Regions from separate parts of the Mus musculus genome. Here region 2 is linked to region 1. Evidence: chromatin loops called from intact Hi-C (ENCODE). Cell type or tissue: left cerebral cortex. All regions are shown on one strand.

Evidence for each region. A loop is a pair of places that touch in the nucleus more often than their neighbours do. Peaks named below come from ENCODE experiments on the same cell type or tissue, not always from the same donor. Only the 100,000 strongest peaks of a DNase experiment are listed, where the experiment ranks them.
Region 2: a loop joins it to region 1, with 2.7 times the contacts of the local background. A loop is called at or near these places in 9 of 42 quality-filtered maps.

Annotation. Positions count from the first base shown.
Region 1 is chr10:21,986,445-21,994,444 of GRCm38, forward strand. The region is part of intron 3 of Sgk1 (serum/glucocorticoid regulated kinase 1); the gene reads left to right. Among named protein-coding and RNA genes, the nearest start is that of Gm34267, 68 kb to the right of the region's middle. In left cerebral cortex, CTCF peaks have their summits at 5,000 and 6,814; DNase peaks (open chromatin) are centred at 4,992, 5,582, 5,802, 6,348 and 3 more places; H3K4me3 peaks cover 3,018 bases; H3K27ac peaks cover 3,187 bases.
Region 2 is chr10:21,919,963-21,927,962 of GRCm38, forward strand. All of the region lies in intron 1 of Sgk1 (serum/glucocorticoid regulated kinase 1), which reads left to right. Among named protein-coding and RNA genes, the nearest start is that of Gm46215, 42 kb to the left of the region's middle. In left cerebral cortex, no CTCF peak of the experiment used is centred here; DNase peaks (open chromatin) are centred at 3,073, 3,857 and 4,280; H3K4me3 peaks cover 798 bases; H3K27ac peaks cover 1,959 bases.

The sequences.
Region 1 (8,000 bases):
TTACTGGAAGTGTTTAGGAAGGATTAGAATGTGTGGCCTTCTTGGAGATATGTGACTTTGGGTGAGTTTAAGGTTTCAAAAACCCAGGCTAGGCCCATGGTGTTGCCTCTGTCTCTCTCTCCTCTCCCTCTTTCCCTCTCTACCTGATCCCTGTAAAGCTTGCAGCTACTATCTCAGTGTCATGTCTGCCTGCCTGCTTCCTGACATAATGACCATAGCCTAGCCCTTTGAAACTAATTGGCCAGCCCCCAATTAAATGATTCATTATGAAAATTGCCTTGGCCATGGTGTCCCCTCATAGGAATACAACAGTGAGATGCTGTATGTATGTGTTCTCAGTAGACACTCTGTACATTTCCTCCCGTATGTTCTCCATAGCTAGGGCCCAAGGATGAAGGGTTCAGAGTGGAAATTATATCACCCATTACCTCCCTAATGACTCATTAACAAAAGTTTTACTTCTGGTCTTTAAGTTCATGCTCTGTTGGCCTGGATATCTTAGTTCCAGAGGGAAAATGTTTCTATTAGGAAACACAATAAAAAAATTCCATTGAGTTGGGAGTTAAAATGTTTCCACTGAATTGGGAGTTAAGACAGATGGTTGGCCAATTCAGACAGTCCTCTCTCCAAGTCAACATGGTAAGAAGGGGGTTACAGTGTTGGTGGGGATGACTGATCTGGCCCAGCAAGGGGAGACTGGATGAGTACTTGAGTGGAGTCCAGGCACTTCAGTGTTTATTTCCTGATTAAAGTCGTTGGGAAATTACAGGACAAAATACAAAAGGCTCAGACCCTTCAGTAATGAAGTCTGTCTCACTCTCCCAGTTTAAAGAACAAAACAACAGAGTTTACTGAGGAAAGCGGGGATATAGAACAGGGTGATGAAAGTGATTGGTAATTAACACCAACTACACTACCGTGACCAGTTACAGAAAGAGCTGTCACTGCCATGATGTAATCTTCGTTTTATTAAGATTACCTCTAAACATACAGTGGGTATATTGATCAAGTGTTCTTATTCCTCTTTATTCCCTTCCCATGTAACCTAAGATATTGACTTCGTATTTTACTTAAGACCTGGGATATCAGGAGGAGTAAAGATCATCTCTTGGAGAAGAGGATTACTGCATTTTATTGGTTGTGGATATTTTGGAGTGGATATTTCATGCTACAGTAAAGCCAATGTTACGTTGTTGTTGTTGTCTTTAATTTGGAAATTAAGCGTGGTTTAAAGAGCTCTGTGTTGGTTTTAGATTGGCAGCAAATTGATTTCTGATGGCTAATTGCAGGTATCACCTTCACTGAGTTAAAGGATGTATGTAAAGGATGGGATTATTGTGTTTTCAGGGGTGTGTGTGTGTGTGTGTGTGTGTGTGTGTGTGTGTGAGATGAGTGGGAGTGTTCTACCTGCTATTGGCTGGAGGCCTGAATAAAAAGGAGGAAGAGAGAAAAGGTGTCTTCTTTGAATTCCTCACCCGTATAGACACACCCTTCATCTCATCTTCAGATGTCTTAACTCCAGATCATGTGTTTTCGCCAGTGCCAGACATGAGGGTACACGCTGGTAAGCTCAGAATGTAGGCAGTAGAAGTACAAGGACCAGAAGTTCAAAGTTATCCTTACCTAACACTAAGTTCAAAGCAATATGGGCTACATGAGACCCTGTCTCAAAGAAAGGAAAGAATACAGAAGAAATGTAGACATTTCTAAGCATCAAATGCGCCCCAGGTCTTATTTTTAGTGACGTCAGGGCACAGCTAGGTCTTAGGAAAAATAGCTAGATTTGGAACTTCTCTTAAGCTTTTGTGTGTTTGTCAACGTAATAAACTATGGTCCGTGGCCTCCTTGTGTGCAGCCAGGTCACCCTGCATTAGTCTTCTAGTGATAAACAGATTCTTGGTGCCACCGAAGTTGTGTCCCTGCCAGATCTGATGGAGGGCAGGCTTGAGACCAGGAGCCCTTGGAATGACCTAGAAAAGCTCTTGTGAACACTCAGTCCTTCCTTGACCTTCCAGACTCCTCCCCCTTCCACAGGTCCATATCAGCCTTCATTCTGTCTCAACAACAGCGAACAATTAAAACCTCCCACTTCACTTTCCACTGATTTTGACTCTCAGCCATTAGCCTTGACTTCAAACACTTGGTGAATTATCCTGGCATTCAGTTCCTGGAGGTGACATCTTTGGGAACCTTGTAGGTGGGACCACGGCGCGAAAGCAGGAAGCTGAAGAACAAAGGTAGCAATCTTTCAGCCCTTTATCATGGAATTCCTACCACCCAGGCTGTTGAGGATGGAGATATGCAAATGGTTAATCCCAACACACCTGTGTACTAACTGGGTTCGAGGCCTTTGTTTTCTCTAAGTAGCTCTGACTGTCTGAGCTGGAGTCTACCTGTAGACCAGGCTGGCCTGGGCAGACAGAACTTATAGGGGGTCTGCCTGCCTCTGTCCTCGGAGTGCTGGGTTAAAAGTGTGGGCCACCTTGCCTCCTTGTTTGAGGCTTTTTATATGAAGTTGTAAGGTGTGTGTATCACCAACAGATATAGTCATGTTTTCCATATGAAAGTCCATCTTGAAAGAGGCATATAATTTCTTTATGTTCATTATTTTTCACAATTTATGGGATGAAAATATCAGTAGCCCCACTCTACAGAGATGACAAGAAATTCTTGCAGATAGCAGGCCTCACTTAGAGCTAAGTGTTTGACCAGGCATTCGTTCACCATCTGTATTCACTGTGTCTCCTGAGCTTGTGTGAGGGACATAAAAAATATGGTCAAGATGAAAGACCATTAATGTACAAGAAAAGACACCAAGCAATTCTCCAGCCCCTGCCCCCCACTACTACTATCACGTTGTCTTTTCTTTCTGTCATCTGTGGGCAGGGTTTGTAGGACACTGTAGCCTAGGGGTGGCCTCAACTGCTCTAGCTTCCTCATAGAACAATTACAGGGTCAGGATGGGAAAGATTTCAGGAGAGACTTGGAATGTGAGCCAAGGAAGGCTTTTAGCTTTTACCCTAGTTTGACAGATCTGTCAGAAATTGGGAGTTGTTTTCTTTCTATGAGCACTTTGTAAAATAGGGAGGGTTGAAAGAGAGCGCCTTAACCGTCTCCATCTTGGATCTAATTTTCATAATCTCAAGTCATGGATCTGCAAAGAAATACCAGGTTCTGTGTTAATGATGATCAAGACAAGGATTTGAGATTTCCTGGAATGTGGGCTTCATGAGTAGATTCACCCTGGAGCAATTGAAGCTGGAGGAGGAAGAGTGGGCTCCTCAACCCAGTTCACTGTCTGGATTAGTTTGTATGCAATGGTAAGGGGCCTTTTAGAATATAAACGGGTAGGTAGCCCAACAGCTTTGTTGACCGTATGTAAGGCTTTCTGTGAGACCTTGGTCTCTTGATGTTAGGTCATACACAGTATTTAATTTTGATTCCAAGACTCTCCCAATTTCCTTTTCTAGTCAGATAGACCATTATTTTTCATGATTAGATAGAAACTTTCTAAAACAATTCCCCTGCCTCCTGGCCCCCAGGTAACTGTTGTTGTTTTTTTTTATTAAAGATTTTATTTATTATTATATGTAAGTACACTGTAGCTATCTTCAGACATACCAGAGGAGGGCATCAGATCTCATTATGGATGGTTGTGAGCCATCATGTGGTTGCTGGGATTTGCACTCAGGAGCTCTGGAAGAGCAGTCAGTGCTCTTAACCTCCAGCCCCCCAGGTAACTCTTAAGAGTTAAACACAAGGCAAATAGGTAGTGTTCTACATGTATTCTGGCTGGTAAGGTTGTTGATGTTCTATAAACTTTTTATTTGTTGTTCATTGTATCAGGGCCCTGGCCACATTCCAAAGATGGAGTGAAACTGACTTTGCAGAGTCACAGACCTACCTGCTGTTGCTACCTAGATTTTCATTCTTCCAAGAACGCCCTGGATTCTTCCACTCTGCCCCTTATTAACACTTAAAACTTCTCTTTCTAGAAAGAATGTTTGTAGAACATCAGTATTATCATTTCTTGGGGGTGGGGGAGTTCCGTAATAAATAAGCTTAGCAGTGTGGATTTAATAACTTAATGACATCATTAAGGACAGTGTATACTTCTCTTGTTTTCTCCTGTGCCTCTCATCTTTATGCATGCCACTTTTGACAGTTACATATGGATGGTAACAATTATGATAGAAGCTGTGCTCCAGAAATAGATGCTTAGACACCACTTGTCCATATTAATTCTCATGAATCAAGTCGTTTGTCATCAATTTTCCTGGGGGTTACTATTTTAATAAAAAGACATGCTCTTAGTGACAACCCTCAACAAAAACTCATCGATTCAGTTGCTCTCTCTATATTTTATATAATAACTGTGGTTTTTCTGATGGTTCTGTGTGTTTTGAGGATTCCGCAAGGAAAGTTTTGTACCTACATTACCAATGAGTATAAAAGGCCAGGGGAGAGGGGAGCTAAACTGTACACATGTGTGTGCTGGAGCAATACAAAATGATATTTTCTTATTATCGATGAAATATCTATCTACGTCATCACAACTTGAGGATTAAGGAGCCCAAGAGTAGATGTAGCAGAGTATTTATTTAGACAATGCATTTCAAACCAGTTCCTCTAGTATATGGAGAAATCGTCTTCTGTGAAGCTTTGAATTAAATAAATTATATTAAACTGTCATGTTTCAGTGTTTGCATAGTCCATTTTCCAACAGCAATAGGAGCAAGGCAGCTTTCCAAAACAGTAACAGTTATGTTCTGTTTACAGCTTGGTAAACCAGTTCCGTCAGTTTGGGTTGTCGGTTTGCCCATACTGACGCATACTTGTGAGACCACTGGCTAGGGGAGTTTGGACTAGTTAGTAAGCCAGTCTCCCACCAAAGCTCTGCACTTTCAGGCTCCGGGAAGAATTGCAGGGCTATGCTCTGGGACACATTAGAGCTCCAGGGCAATCCAGTCTTCTGGAGTTCTCTCAGAGAACTCGATCGCCCCCTAGCCTGCACATCCACTGAGTCGTCAGGCAAGTTCAGCCACTTAGCTAGGAGGGAGACTCTGGGAAGGGGCCCGATAACCTCCTGGTAGCAGGACTACCTGGACAAAGGAAGGAGACTAGATTAAGTGGTTGAATCAAGGGGCGACCTCAAGTCTGTGCCCGGTTAACGGGAGCATCGTACATTCCCCCCAACCCTCCCTCCCTCCACTGCCGTGTGTCATCTTCCTGTTCGGAAGTCTTAGTAGGTTGCTGGGACAGAACTGGGGGCGCCTGCTCCACCCATCAGGTATCCGGTTGGAAGAAAAGCCAGTCTCAACAACTTGATTCCCTCTCCGTTAAATGATAAGGTTAGCAGACCATCCGTCTCCAATCGCTGACCATTCCGGAGGCATGGGGAGGAAGGGGCACATGCAAATTGGTCCTTTTCTATTCCAACCACAAATATATGGTTGAGCTTTCTCTTCATTGCACTCGGAGGCCTCGGACTTGAATTCCACATTCCTTTTGGAATGCATGCAAGAGCTTCTTCCCTGGGAGACCAGCCCCTGTGCGTGTGTTTCGATTTTTTTTCTGGACTGATTTGCGGTGCTAATCAGTTAAGTTGCATTTCTTGTATGTCTTACTGGTGAAATAAGCCCAGGATGCTGATGACTGTAATTTTCTGGATGATGTTGCAACGGCAGGATAAGTAGCCCAGTGTTGAACTTTGCAGCTTGCTCCCTTCCTGTATGTAAATTTCCTTTAGATATAAAGTGGGACTCAGAACAGAAAGGCAATAGCAAGCGGCCTCTGGCTGGAGCTCCCTGGTCATCTGGCGCTTCCAGTCTCATCAGAGGCACATAGCCTGGAGGCTAACTTTTTCCGTAACTACTAGTTCTTCCTCCATAAAGTAACCCCAGCCTCCACCTCTGCAGCATTGTGAAGAATGAAAGAGGAGACCTTAAGATCCCCTTGGAAAGGTTCGTGTTCTGAGTACTGTAATTTGGATGGGATGAGTAAAACAAAGATATCTGGGAGAGGCTGGAGGAAGCTCCTGAAAGCTAGGTGATGCACTAGGGAGGGACTCTGGACGAGTTCCTGATTTAATAGTTTCAAACAAATAAGCAAACATCTTCGTGGAGATTGGTGTTTCAAAGCAAACGTTTTCTGGAGGGGAAGTTACCCGGCAGATGCGGAGGGGGCAGGGCAGGGCAGGGCAGGGCAGGGCAGGACTGGGCTAAACAAACGACTGGTACCACATGGTTTGGAGGCACTCACTGGCAATAACAAATTCATAGTTTATGCAGAATCCAAGCACGGAAAAAGCAGGGGCTGGTTGCTATGATTCGGAATCGCCTACACCTTGTTTTAGTTTGGAGTGCCAATTTCAGGCACCCTAAGTACATTGTGAAGGACGTCTACTAAGCAAAATTTCGTCTCTAGAGTTGCGCGTCCGTTCTCCTGGTCTCTAGCTGTCCGAAGTGAGCAAATCAAGAAGCAGCTGAGACTAGAGATTGAGTTAGGTGATGGGAGGTGGCTGCTGCTACAAAACAAACTTGCCCAAGACGGAGGGAGGGAAAAGAGCTTCGCGTGCTTTTCCTGACCTGACAACTGGTATTTTGTAGTGTGTCAAATTCTAAAGTGCCCTTCGCAGCAAGGGGTCATGGCAGGGCAGTCACCGCAGAAAGCACGGCGAGCGCCAGGTACTGGCCCAAGTAGCCGCCTTCCCGGCCCTGGCCCAGACCCGGTGCTCTGGGCTTCCCAGCCAGCGCTGGCGCGCGTCCCCACGTTGGCGGTCAAGCTGCAGCGCCAGGCATCACCCAGCGGCGAGGGGACTGTAAGGCACCTCACTCCTGCCCAACTCCGGCTGCCTCTCCTGCAGCTTCCCTCTGTTCCCAGCTTTTTGAGATGAGTCTCTTACTAATATTTAAAGAGTTAAAGGGTTTCAGTTATGTGAACTTGAAAAAAAAAAAAGCAAGGGGATATAAAAATTAAGTCTACCTGCATCAGCCATCCGGTAGCCCAAAGGAGGAAGGGTAGTGGAGATTAGGAAAAAACGGACGGGGTTTAAGGCAGTGCAATGCAATCTTGGCAGTTTTTTTTTTTTTTTTTTTTCCTTGTGAGAGAGGGACCCGGGCTAGGGTACTGACCACGCAAGGGTCACTCCAGGTCGGTCCTGGAGAGAAACCCCTGCTCCCTCTAACTCGCCACCTCCTCACGTGTTCTTGGCATGGCTAGGATTAAAATTTGCAAGGCTCAAAATTTATGCGGAAAGAACAGAATGTTCTCGGAGATTAGTTGGAAAAAAAAGTGAAATGAAGATTGTACTTTTTTTTTTTGTAGAGCAGAGACTTATTTCCGCCCCCTCCCCTACACATTCCTGACCCCCTCATACCCCCCCCCCCCCGCCTTCCTTCCTCCTCTTCCAAGTTCTGGGATTTTTCAGCCTTGCTTAGTTTTGGCCAAAAGCACAAAAAAGGCGTTTTCGGAAGCGACTCGGCCGTGCACAAGGGCCATTTGTTTGTTTTGGGACTGGGGCAGGAAATCTTGCCGGCCTGAGTCACGGCGGCTCCTTCAAGGAAACGTCAGTGCTCGCCGGTCGCCGTCGCCCGCTGTGCGCCCCTCGGTCCGCAGCTATGGGCGAGATGCAGGGCGCGCTGGCTCGGGCTCGGCTCGAGTCCCTGCTCCGGCCCCGCCACAAAAAGCGGGCGGAGGCTCAGAAAAGGAGCGAGTCCGTCCTGCTGAGCGGACTGGGTAAGTGTCGCCGCCCGGCTCTTAGGGACGGGGTGCGTGGAGATCGGGATAGGGTACAGCGCGGGAACCTGGAGGCTGCGCGTTGGGCCGGGGACGGGACACCGAGGAGGGGAGAGGTCGGCGGTGACCGTGCACTGCGGTGTCCACTCGGGAAGCACGGGAGAGGAAATGGAAAATCACCGAGGCTCTCCACCCCTCCAGTGCCCTCCTCCGGCCCAGGCAGACAGAGGCAGAGTGCATCCCGGTGCGGGGTCCTGCTCACG
Region 2 (8,000 bases), 66 kb before region 1:
GAAGAAACCGAGTACTGAGAGCGAGATTGGTGCCTGGATGGGAAAGGGCAGAGACTTGAGAAACAATTGATAGCTTTGATGATCATCTTGCACTGCGTTCCGGTCCCATGGTTATCTAATAACCCGGCTCTCCTGCTACAGACACTTCAGAGGCACCTACTTGCCTCGTGACTCACTCTTCCTATCTCTCCTTAAAAAGCAGTGGGCAGGAGAGACAGACAGCTCGGCAGGTAAAGGCACTTGTGGCCAAGGCTGACAGCCTGAGTTCAGTACCCTAGGACCCACACAGTAGGAAACCACCAACTACCCCAACCTCGGTATAATCTGCCACAACAGTAATACATTCACACACAGCTGCAAAAATAAGTAAATGTAACATAAAAATTAAGAAAAATAAGTTTTGACTTTCCTTTCTTGGACTTGTCTTTCAAGCGTCCCATATACATCCTGCTTTTGCTGCCCCTGTCCTGGAAATACAGGTCCTGGAAATGGAATGCAAATTTCCTTCCTTTTTCCACCTTGGTTTTACTTAGCTGTAAATATTTACTTTAATCACCACTGCCTTTAAGAGGCCTTCTCTGACTTCTCCCAACTGCACTGAGATACCTACTATCATTTGTCCCATGATACCATATAAAACTCTCGAGGGATGAAGAGTTAGACCACTTTAAGCATAGTAGTAAGTATCAGCCACAGACCAAGACACGTTGTTCATCAGGGCTAAGTGCCAGGCTGACATGATCTCCTTGAACCCTGATACAGTCCCAAGAAGAGTTTCTTTGTCTTACAGAGGTGGGAGCTGAGTTCTGGGTGTGGCTTTGGGCTTTTCAGGCCAAGAGACTCTTCTGGAGTACATTTGTTAAATGTTTGCTGCATGAGGAAGCACAGGCTCCTCTCAGGCCCCTCTGAGATGCAGCCAGCATCCTCTTTAAAGGTCACACATGCTTCTTTCTGTCCTTGTCTCGTAACAGTGGCATGACAGTCATTAGCTTTTGTTGAAATGTCCCCCTCCTGTTAAAAAAGTTGCTGTTTGTTTTGTTGTGGGTTTTTGTTTCTGGGGCCCATGTATCCCAGGCTAGCCTGAACCTCCCTGTGAACCAATGACTGTGCTGGGTGGCCTGATCCTCTTGCTTTGGCCCCCTTAGTACTGGGAGGAGCAAGGATACCAAGTCGAGTTCTGTTGACCTCTTTAAATGCTACATGAGAAAGAGAAAGATGGCCCCAATTTAAAATGGTCAGACATGGGATTTTCATATTTACCCTGGTACAAAATTGATGTGCACTGGTATGCGAGAGTTTGAGGTAAGGAAATGAAGACTATTTTTCTATGAAACTTGGCAAAAACAAAACAAAACAAAACAAACACACAAAAAACAGGAAAAGTCATGGTGGTGGTGGGACAGGGACGCTGGAACAAGGCAGAGTTCGTGGGTGTAAAGGGGCTGGCTTTAGTTTGCAAGCTTTGAGAGGTATTGCAAAAACAACATGTTTAATATGTTTAGAATCAATAGCCTAGAGGAAGAAAGAGGTTAAAAATACTGGAAGAGGAATTTCTTGGAGGAGAGGAGAGGAAGTTCTCGAAGCTTGTGGATTACTGGGGGGAGCCGAGGTTGCTGCTCAGAGATTAGCCCAGCGCCTCTCTTCTTCTTCAATCTTATTTTCTAATCCCCCAAACAAACAGCACACTCTGACCCTTACAGATAGTCATCGCAGCGACTTCCTTTTCTCTCTCCTTTTCCTCCTCCACCTTCTCCCCCCTTCCTCTTCTTCATTTCCTCTGCTCAAGACAGGCTAATTCCAAAGAAAGGATCAGTCCTACAATTTTAAGAAATAATAAGAACTTTATCTTCATTTCAAAATCCTCATATTAACGAGTCCCTGAGCTCTGCCTGTCACCGATCAGTGGGTGGTATTTTAGTGGGGTCAGAAGGGGACTTTAAATTACTGAGTTCAAGGCTGAGACTTGTGTGGTGTGTAACACACACAACACACTGATTCTGGGGGTGGGGCTTCCTGTGAGTTCCAACATGGAGGATGGTACAGACATGTCTCCCTCCCTTTCCACTCTCTTCCTCCTGGGCCCTCACCAGCCATCCCCCAGACCAGGCCTGGAGAAATGCAAGGTTAGACCTTGGGAATCTAGAACAGGATGCATGGGAAGGGACTGGGAAATCCCAAAGGCACCGAAAGCTGGGGAATTCCAGAGGCCACTCAGTCTTCTCGGGGTGCCTCTTCAGGACAGGCTATATAAGGGACGAAACTAAATGTGTGTATATCGTACCTCAATAGGGGATCTTAGCAAAGCTTGTGGACATCCATAAACTAACATAATTATCATTTAAAACAACAGAGTGCTTGCTATTTGATTTGTAAGTCCATATTGCTTATGCCTTAAAAGAATCCAAGCAGTGAATCTTATCCTCACAGTCCACAGACATAGAAGAAATAGAAAAAGCAAATCGTGTGGTTTCATATACACAATAAAGATGTTCAGAGGGAAAAAAAAAGTTGTGTGATTGGCAGCTATAGCTGAGGTAAGGAGAATAAGTTCATGTTACTGCATTGTCAGAGTTTTGGAGACTGTGGAATAGCTCTCTGGGCACCAACGTGAGAGGCCATATATTCCCTGTAACCTGTCTGCCATCAGGTACCCAGTCTGCAAGTACTTGGTGGTGGGGGTGGGGGTGGCGGTGTGAGCAGGGTCTTCCTTTTATAATTGCTTGAATGTTTTCACTAGAAAACTGGTTTATATCAGGATTTAAAGGCTTTTTTAAAATGTATTTATTTTTAATTCTTTGCTTTGTTTTGTTGTTGGGGATTGAGGTATTGGATTGGGTTTGTTTTGTTTAATACAAGCTCTTGCTGGGTCGCCCAGGCTGCCCTGGCACTCAGCCAGGGCGTCCTTACACTCCTTCCAATCCTCCTGCCTTAACCTCTGAAGGGCTGGGCTCTCAGGCACTACCCAACTTGGGAGAATTGGAAGTTACAATGGCAGTATATAAGCAGTAGGTTTTCCATGATGAATGGTGCCTCTCTGAAATCACAGTTGCTCTATGTCTGGTTCCCATGGCTTTTGAGAAAGAGGCAACTCTCCCTCCCGAAATCCAGACAGGCTCTGCCGGCTGGGATCACACAGAAGTGCCGACTAGCTATCAATTTTCCGCATCAGTTGATAATATCATTATCAACTAAGCCATCTTATATGAAGAGTAATATCTGTTTACTATTACATAATAGGAAAAAGAACCACAAGTGGAAAATCCCTAAAAGCTGGCCAATCTCCTTAATCGTATCTGGCAGCTCTCCGAGGGGACTGTGGTTTCTGGATAGCTTTTTTTTTTTCTCCCTTCAAATAAATTAATAAAAACCAAGGCAGACTAGATTTAGCAAAGAATTACACTTAGTGTTTTACCTAGGTACTGCCCAGAAATCTAGCTATGGTCTTAAGCTTTGACTCCAGGCTCCCAAGATAGCTGCTTCCGAACTCCGGTTTAATTTGGAACTAGACCCCTCCAGGCTCCCGTCTACGGAACTCTTGCTTTGTTTTAGACGGACATATCCTCCAGTCTGCGTTTGTTTACAATGCTCTTCACAACCATGGCGCAGCCATGAAGAAAAACGAGGCCCAGGTGGCCACACAACCAGGGCTGCTTCTGTATCCGGCCATTCACATCTCGAAGAGTCTTGCAGCTGTCTCCAGCTCAGAGCCATTGTGGCTGGTCTCTGAGGATTCCCAAAGCCACTCACAACCCTCCCTCCACCCAAGCAATTCAGCTCCCGCTGCCCCCAGGAGCGCAAGGGGCGGGCTGTAGCTTGAATTCCCTAGGGGCCTGATGGAGAAGCTCTCAGCTCAGCAGTTTTAAAGGGCACCTTGCCCAGGCTGCAGGGCTGGAGAGGGAGTCTATGACTGTATTCACATCTCACACCCCAGCCACTCTCCAGGGATTTCTGAGGCTAAAGTAAATACCATAAACTCTGTCCTTAATTAAGGCCCCATAGCTACGAAGCTAGCGAAAATCGAAAATCGTCAGCAAGGAACAGGAGAGAACATACTGAAGTCAGAGTGAAGACTAAACCAAGAAAAAGCATGCAGCCGTTTCCATTCCTGCTAGAAAATGTCGCTTTTGTGATGTTTTTCTCTAATACCCCTGAACAAATAGATTACTTCCTTCCCTAGCTACACTCTCTGCAGAGAGGCGACCATATTCTCATTAAGGTCTGGAATGGGTTGATTTGTCAAAAGTCTTGGCGTCCGAGACCCATCCTCACTGTGCCCACAGCAGACTGATTTAAAACAGCAGACACGTCTGCTCTTGGCACATGCGCAAATCGTAGATTTCTCTTAGCTTCAGAGAAAGATGCGCAATGGATTCAAAGAATCAACACTGGGCAGATAGAGGACATACAATTCCCAAATAAATCCGTAACAGCCATCGAGGACACACACTTTCCAAATAAATCCGCAACAGCCATTGTTTTCTTTTGCTTTTCTGGCAGCTGTGGTTGGCTCTCCATCTCAAGCTTCCGTGTTCGCTGCCTGGCTTTCCCCACCCTCCACCCTCCCAAAATGCAGACCTGGGGACTCGCCCACTCATGTGACACCTTGTAGCCACAGTTCCACCTTTACTGCCCAGCACTGGCCTCAGGTTGGTGGAAACAGGGGCCTTCAACCCTGGAAGAACCCTGCTTCATGTCCTGTCTTATATATTAACACCTCAAATTATAATTCAGTGTCTCTTGTGAGACTATGCCGGGGCCTAGCAAACACAGATGTGGATGCTCATAGTCAGCTAATGGATGGATCATAGGGCTCCCAATGGAGGAGCTAGAGAAAGTACCCAAGGAGCTAAAGGGATCTGCAAACTTATAGGTGGAACAACATTATGAACTAACCAGTACCCCGGAGCTCTTGTCTCTAGCTGCATATGTATCAAAAGATGGCCTAGTAGCCCATCACTGGAAAAATAGGCCCATTGGTCATGTAAACTTTATATGCCCCAGTACAGGGGTACGCCAGGGCCAAAAAGTGGGAGTGGGTGGGTAGGGGAGTGGGGGAGGGTATGGGGGACTTTTGGGATAGCATTGGAAATGTAAATGAGGAAAATACCTAATTAAAAAAAATTATAATTCAGTGTTCGTAGCGGCAAGGGGAGATTTACACTTTCACACTCCAAGAATAATTGTAGTCAGACCCTGCGACTTGTGAATAAAATGGAAGACAGATCAGCTCACATCTTGTACCTCATCCCTGCAAAGCTAAATAGACTTGGTAAAAGGGATGGCAAGAAATCCAGAGGAAAAAGATTAACTTCAAATTGAAGTTTGGAAATAAAGCAGGAAACGTTACCAGCTTCAAGCTTAAAGCCAGAAGAAGAAAAAGAAGAAGAAGAAGAAGAAGAAGAAGAAGAAGAAGAAGAAGAAGAAGAAGAAGAAGAAGAAGACGAGGAGGAGGAGGAGGAGGAGGAGGAAGAGGAGGAGGAGGAGGAGGAGGGGGAGGGGGAGGGGGAGGGGGAGGGGAAGGGGGGAGGGGGAGGAGGAGGAAGAAGAAGAAGAAGAAGAAGAAGAAGAAGAAGAAGAAGAAGAAGAAGAAGAAGAAGAAGAAGAAGAAGAAGAAATATTTTCCATTTGAAATAAAACTTAGTAATTTCTAGGTTGATCAGAAACACATTTGAAAGGCTAGGGCCGTAGCTAAGTGGTAGGGAATTTGCCTAGCATTCAAGGGGCCACAGAGGCAATCTACTACTGCTGCCTAAAACTCCAACACAAAATCACACTTGAGACTAGATCAAGGATAGAGATTCTATTCTAGTCCCAGAATCTTAGGTTTTAGACTGCACTCATGAAACAGACAAACTTCTTTCTTTTATAATGCTGGGACCAACCCTTACACAGGAAGAGTAAGCACTCTGCACTTGGCTGTACCCCTAAGCCTTAATTAAACATTTTTATTTCTCCTTGTGTATGCGTATATGGTGTGTTTGGGTGTGTCTGTGTGAATGTATGTGCCTGTGTAGGTGTGCCTGTGTGAGTATGCCTTGTGCGTGCAGCTTGTTGAGTGTGCCTTGTGAGTGAGTGCACTTTGTGAGTACATCTTGTGAGTGTCTGTATGAGTGTGCCTTGTGAGCGAGTGTGACTTGTAAGTGTGGGCACATCTGTAACAAAGCATCCCCGATGGATGACACCTTTGGGCATCAGTTCTTCTTCCCTTCATGCTGGTCCTCTTGCCTCCCAAGTACTGTGATCGTAGGCATGAATACCTGCTAAGACTCCAAAAGTGATAGTTTAACAGACATGGAAAAGAACTCAGGGCTGGGGTACAGCTCAGTGATGGGGCATTGGTATAGGAAGGGTCAGGGGTTGTTTCTCTCACAACTGCTCACGGAGCAGTGCAGGGAGTTTGGGGAGGGGCATGAGGAGGTCAGGAGGGTGGCAAGGGAGGAAAGGAAAGTAGGGACAAAAACCAGTGACAAGGAGAGAAAAGAGATTTTTTCAGTCAGGTATGATGACGTCAGGTATGCTTCAATCCCTGTCCTCTGACAACTAAAGCAAGAAGGAATGTCACAAGTTTGAGGCTACCTTGGGTAATATAGTAAGCTCTCTCAGAGAGAGGGGCACGGGAAAGGAAGAGAGGGGGAGGAGAAGGAGAGAGGAGAATGGACACATCCATAAGGCAAATAAAGAAAAATTTTAAAACACAAATATAAACAAGTAGAGAAATATGGTTTTAATTGCTTAAGAGCCTTTGCAAATGATAAAATTATTCCCTAAGAAATGAAAGTATAGCCCAGAGCAGCAATTATGATGCAACCTGACATTTTTTAAAATGTAAAAGACTGTATGTTGTAAAACAGGAGAAAAAAAAAAAAACCTACCCCTGACTCTAACAGAGATTACAGCTGTGTCTATTATAGTCTAAACATTGTACTGATAACATCCACTGTTATAGTCTTTTGACAGAGGAATGTTGAGATAGGCTCCCAAGTAGCCCACGATGGCATTGAACTACCCGCAAAGCAAAGACTGACCTTGAACTTGTTCTTCCCAGTTGGTAGAATCACACCAACCAGCGTCATCTTCCTCCCAGCTATTGAGACGGAATCTTACTTTGTAGCTTAGGCTGGTCTTAAAGTGTTCCCCCTGCCTCAGGCCCCCAAATGGAGGGACTGTACGTCCAGCTCAAATGTTCCTTACCCATCCTGGCCTGGAGCATCCTCAGTAGCTCAAGCTGGCTCTAAACTTCTGTGTTCCTGCCTCAGTTTCTCAAGTAGCCAAGATAGCAGGAATGAACCAATAAGCCTGGCTACTATTCTTTGTGTGTGTGTGTGTGTGTGTGTGTGTGTGTGTGTGTATTAAAAGAAAAGGCCTTATTCTAGTCTTGTCTGGCCTGGAACTCAACTATATAGACTAGGAGAGCCTTGAGCTCACAGCAATCTAAACTGTACCTCCTGAGATCTTGAATTACAGGCGCATGCCACCATCCCTGTCTACAACCTCACTAAAAAAAAAAAAAAAAAAAAAAAAAAAAAAGTGAGGTTTTATAATAGTGAAAAACACATACTTATCCTTGTCTTTTCCAAGTGCTGGAATTAAAAGTGTGCATCAGCACGCCCAAGTAACCTTAAGGTGTTAAGGTTTATTTTTGTTTCTATGTGGGAGGTAGAAGAGCTCTGAGAGCCCCCTGAATCTGAGGGTACCAGCAGCCGTGAGCCACTCAATGAATGTGGGAGCTGGGAACTGAACTCAGATTTTCTGTTGAAACAGTCCAAATTCCTAACTTGGGAGCCATCTTTCCAGTACCTGGCCTTGGGACTTCTCTTCCTCTCTATTTCCTGCTTCCCATTCCTTCGACTCCTGGACTGGATTCCTAGCTGCACACACACTTATGCAGCTACTTGTCTCTACGCCTTGCCCACCATGATGGATCCCATCTGCTTGTGCTGTAAGCCAAGATAAGCACTGCCCCTTTAAAATGATAATGACTTAAGAATAGAAACACTCTC